Regions from separate parts of the Homo sapiens genome. Here region 2 is linked to region 1. Evidence: read pairs that join two places in POLR2A ChIA-PET (ENCODE). Cell type or tissue: B cell. All regions are shown on one strand.

Region 1 (2,500 bases):
ATTCTTCTTTTTCTAGCTAAATTGTCTCCATCCCTCACCCAATGCCAGGCCCTATCAAATAAAAATCCAACCACAGGAGGCATTTGGGTTGTAATAGCAATATCAGATTGACTTCGTTTCTTGATTCTGAATCTTGGACCTAGTTGTGGTTGGGAATTCTACAGTGTGTCTTGTTAAATGCCCAAGTCAGGAAGCTTTTGTTATCCAAAACCTCTTTATAGCTCTTGGTGATTATATCTTGGATGAGAGACAAGGAAGAGCTCTCAAACTTTCACCAGAGCATCAGCAGACACCAGGAAAATGTGCCCTGTGAACACATCCCCTTGGAGCCCACTGGCAGCGGAGACAGACGTGATATATCACAACTGCAGGAAGCTAAAGGTAAGTACCGCCAGAGAGAGAAGGCTGAGGAGTTTGTCAAGTCATCAATACCCACCCTTCTGCCTGCAGCCTCATGCAGTTTTCTGGCTTTTGTGGTTTTAAACCATTTTGATTAGTACCATGGGGAAAATGCCATTTCTAAGTCTCTTCCATGGTTTATGACTTGGGTCAAACTCCCTTAAAGAGGTATGGTTTTTTTGATGATAACTGCTTTTTACTTGGGATGGAACTTCAGAGCAATATTGAACAGTCATTTGGGTGGGAGGGTGGGGTGTGGGGGGACCCACAGCAGGCACTAGGCTGACAGCTAGGTGAGAAATGGGTGAGGACGCTGGCGGTTTCTCTCCCACTTTAACATCCTGCCACTCAAGTCAGCATGGTTTTTATCTCCATGGTTTCCAAACATTTTTAGTTGTGCAAATTTTGTTTAAGCAAAGCACATATAGAACCCCACTCTGCAAATGTGAAAAGGCCCTGCTTAAAGAGAGGGAGGGCACCTGGAGTCCTGTCTGCTCTTGTTCCATCTTCTCCATCTCTTAGAACCTTGAAAGCCATCAGGCATGATTTGAAAACCCCTGGGGTTGTTTTGAAAGACAGGCTTTGGAGCCCACTGAAGTCAGATCCTGGCTTAACACTTGATTTACCTTCTCTTGAACCTCTTTTTCTTTATCTTTAAATCAAATATACCAATACCTTTTTATAAATATTAAATCCTAAACATATAACTTATAATAAGTCGGAAACTGTCTGGCCCCCTTGAGTGTAGGTGTTCAATAAATAACAGTCTGATACAGGCCTCAAGCCCCCCTTTGCCAGGGCTGTGGGGGGTTCAAATATGAATAAGAGGCTTCACAAAGCTGAGGGTCTGTTCCTTTCTCTAGGATAGAGTAAGAACTATAGATGAGGAAACAAAGTGCCATGGGAGGAAAAAGGAGGGAGTGAGCATTTCTGATCAGACTTCCCATTGCCTACTCAGCGTTACTTTGCACTTCTTCCTCTGTAATAGCAGCCCTAACTTCCATCTGGAATCATGGTTGCTAGGAATGAAAACCACATTTCCCAGCATCCCTTGCAGCAAGTGGCCATGTGACTACATTTTGGTCAATGAAATGTAAGCAGAAACGGAAACCTCTTTCAGAGACACTGGTGCTATCCTTCCTTCCGTCTTCTCCCCACCCACTTCCTCTGTCTCACTGCTGAGAATGTGCATGGCTGACTGGCTGTTTCTGGTACCTGCGGTTTTATTTAGCACCCTGAGGAAGGCACTGGTTAAAAGGAATCTTTCGGCTGGGCGGGGTGGCTCACGCCTGTGGTCCCAGCACTTTGGGAGGCCGAGGCAGGCAGATCACGAGGTCAGGAGATCGAGACCATCCTGGCTAACACTGTGAAACCCCGTCTCTACTAAAAATACAAAAAAAAAAAAAAAAAAAAAAAAAAAAAAGCCAGGTGTGGTGGCAGGCACCTGTAGTCCCAGCTACTCAGGAGGCTGAGGCAGGAGAATGGCATGAACCCAAGAGGCAGAGCTTGCAGCCTGGGTGACAGAGCGAGACTCTGTCTCAAAAAAAAAAAAAAAAAGGAATCTTCGGAGAATTAAAGTGTTAACAGACCTACAAAGGATGAATAATTTCATTTTTCTTCAGTGTATCACAAAGGCTCAACAGTGAACTTCAACTGATACATCACATAGCAGCTTTTCTCCAAAGAGGTTAGGTGGCTTTGCGATTTTAAACATCCCACAGTCCCGTGGTGGGGGTCCTGCTGATTATGGACAACTGGATTTCAGGGTCTCAGGCAAAGTTCTCTCTAATATTTATTTTTATTTATTTATTTTTTGAGACAGAGTCTAGCTTTGTTGCCCAGGCTGGAGTGCAGTGGCGCAATCTCTGCTCACTGCAACCTCCACCTCCCGGGTTCAAGCGATTCTCTTGCCTCAGCCTCTCAAGTAGCTGGTATTACAGGCGTGCATCACGACACCCAGCTAATCTTTGTATTTTTAGTAGAGACGGGGTTTCACCATGTTGGTCAGGCTGGTCTCAAACTCCTGACCTCAAGTGATCCACCCGCCTTGGCCTCCCAAAGTGGTGGGATTGCAGGCATGAACCATCGTGCCTGGCTGGTT
Region 2 (2,500 bases), 590 kb before region 1:
GCAATTCTCCTGCCTCAGCCTCCCCAGTAGCTGGGATTACAGGCATGCACCACCATGCCCGGCTAATTTTGTATTTTTAGTAGAGACGGGGTTTCTCCATGTTGAGGCTGGTCTTGAACTCCTGACCTCAGGTGATCCGCCCGCCTCGGCTTCCCAAAGTGCTGGGATTACAGGCGTGAGCCACTGCGCCCGGCTGTTATCTCTTATGAAGGGCATTAATCCCATCATGAGAGCCCTATCCTTATAATCTCATCGAATCCTAATTACCGCCCAAAGCTGTAACTCCAAATACCATCACACTGGAGAATAGGGGGAACATATGAAGGACACAATCATTTAGTCCATAAAAATAGTGTTTTCAAATTTTGGTTTCCTGTTTGCCCTTGATGACAGGCCTGAGAGAGGTGGAACAGGTCCACCCCATTTTTACACAGATGACAACAATAAATGTCCAGAGAGATTACATGGTTTGTAATTCATTCCTTCATTTAACACATAATTATTGCAAGCTTAAATGCCAGGCACTGGAGGATTCTGCCTTCCCTTTTGTTTATTTTTTTATTTTTAATTTTTTTTTTTGATACGGAATCTCTCTCTGTTGCCCAGGCTGGAGTGCGGTAGCACGATCTTGGCTCACTGCAACCTGGCCTCCCGGGTTCAAGCGATTCTCCTGCCTCAACCTCCTGAGTAGCTGGGACTATAGGCACGTGCCACTGTGCCCGGCTAATTTTTGTATTTTTAGTAGACACAGGGGTTTCACCATGTTGGCCAGACTGGTTTTGAACTCCTGACCTCATGATCTGCCCACCTTGGCCTCCAAAAGTGCTGGGATTACACGTGTGAGACACTGCACCCGGCCTCTGCCTTCCTTTTTTTTTCCCTTAAAGAAAGTGACTACCAGAATGTGACTACAACCTGGGCAACATGGCAAAACACCGTCTCTACAAAAAATACAAGAATTAGCTGGGCGTGGTGGCCTGAGCCTGTAGTCCCAGCTACTGAGGAGGCTGAGGTAAGAGAATCAATTGAGCCTGGGAGGTTGATGCTGCAGTGAGCTGTGATTGTGCCACTGCACTCCAGGCTGGGTGACAGAGCGAGACCCTGTCTCAAAAGAAAACAAGAATGTGACTAATTTAACTTTGCTGCTCCTTGTGGACTTGGCCATTTGCATTCATTTTCCCCTCTCTCCAGCTCTGTTGTCCTGCAGACAGCAGGTGGTGGCAAATGCTGTTGCACTCGTTAGCCGTGCAGTGCAGGAGGTATGAAATCACACAGATGCAGATTTGAATCCTGGCTCCAGCATGTACTAAGTAAGTGACCTTAGGAAACTACAGAAGCTTTTAGTTTCCATTTCCTTATTCACACCACGGGGCAACCCCATCCTACAGGGTAGGTGTATACAAGGCACTTCTGGTTAGTACTGGTACAGTGGCTGTCATAAGGTTAGTTCAGTAAACGGTAGCTCTTATTTTTATTGGTCATACATGAGGCAAGTGAAATGTTGAAATAATTAGCCCAGACACATTAAAACAGTTTTGATTATTTTTTTCTATTCATAGAAGACAAAACAATAAACCAATCCAAAACTATGCTTCTAGTTTAGCAGCAAAAGCACAAAGGTTCACATGAACAGCCTCAATGCTTTCTGGAAGACACCTGTAGAGGACCACTTTACATTCACACCCCACCCAAAAAGTGACACAAATACCGCTCTATAATTCTGAAACATTTCTAAAATGTGATGGTCCTTAAGCCACATTCTCTGCACCCCCTGCCCCGCCCCTTAAGGAAAGGCGCGATGAGTCCCGTCCTTCTCTAGGACAGGTTCTAGTAGCCTCCATCACATGTGCATGTTGGTGGCCCTAGATCCCTGGGCTAAACAACCAGGTCAGTGGACAGCAGAGGCAGTGTGTGCAAGTCTCGGTTCATAGATCTGTGTGTATGAAATAGCTATTTTTATAATTTACTTGCTATTCTGAGTCCTATCCTTTTGGAGTCCTCCCCAACCCCAGGGACTTCCAGGGGCCTCTGCCCTCCGGGCATCTGTCCACTGGGGTTCTTGCAGAGCCATCCATCACTGGCTCACCATGCCCTGCAGGCAGCGGCTCTGCCATGCCCAACCAGGGACAAGGTCATCTCTTTGCAAGGCTGCCTAGAGCAGGGATATGTGATGCAAATGCCTGCAGGGAGCAGGCAAGGAGAGTTCATAAGTGAACCAGGTAGTTTGCCTACTAAATACGTGAGAACGCTCTTCACCTTTACAAAGAAATACGCTAGCTCCATGTTTCTTTCAACATGAGCCATCTTTAGTCTCTCTATTGTTTCCCCATTTATGGGAAAAATCTTGGGTAAAGAGGGACATTCCTCTATTGCCTAGAAAACAGCAGTGCCAGTGTCATGAATGGCAACTAATCTTTGGCCTCAGCATTGGGACACAGCAGGGACTGGTGGACACTGTGACAAGCTAAACCACCCATTTCTTCTCCAATACAGGCAGCCA

Evidence for each region. Peaks named below come from ENCODE experiments on the same cell type or tissue, not always from the same donor. Only the 100,000 strongest peaks of a DNase experiment are listed, where the experiment ranks them.
Region 2: POLR2A ChIA-PET joins it to region 1 with 7 read pairs; 2 of 35 experiments call an interaction of 5 or more read pairs at or near these places.

Annotation. Positions count from the first base shown.
Region 1 is chr6:107,715,352-107,717,851 of GRCh38, forward strand. All of the region lies in intron 6 of SCML4 (Scm polycomb group protein like 4), which reads right to left. Among named protein-coding and RNA genes, the nearest start is that of SCML4, 110 kb to the right of the region's middle. RefSeq lists a silencer at 1,425-1,574. In B cell, no CTCF peak of the experiment used is centred here; a DNase peak (open chromatin) is centred at 1,520; H3K4me3 peaks cover 311 bases; H3K27ac peaks cover 331 bases.
Region 2 is chr6:107,123,901-107,126,400 of GRCh38, forward strand. No RefSeq gene overlaps it. Among named protein-coding and RNA genes, the nearest start is that of BEND3, 9.6 kb to the left of the region's middle. RefSeq lists enhancers at 1,152-1,241, 1,252-1,331. In B cell, no CTCF peak of the experiment used is centred here; no DNase peak of the experiment used is centred here.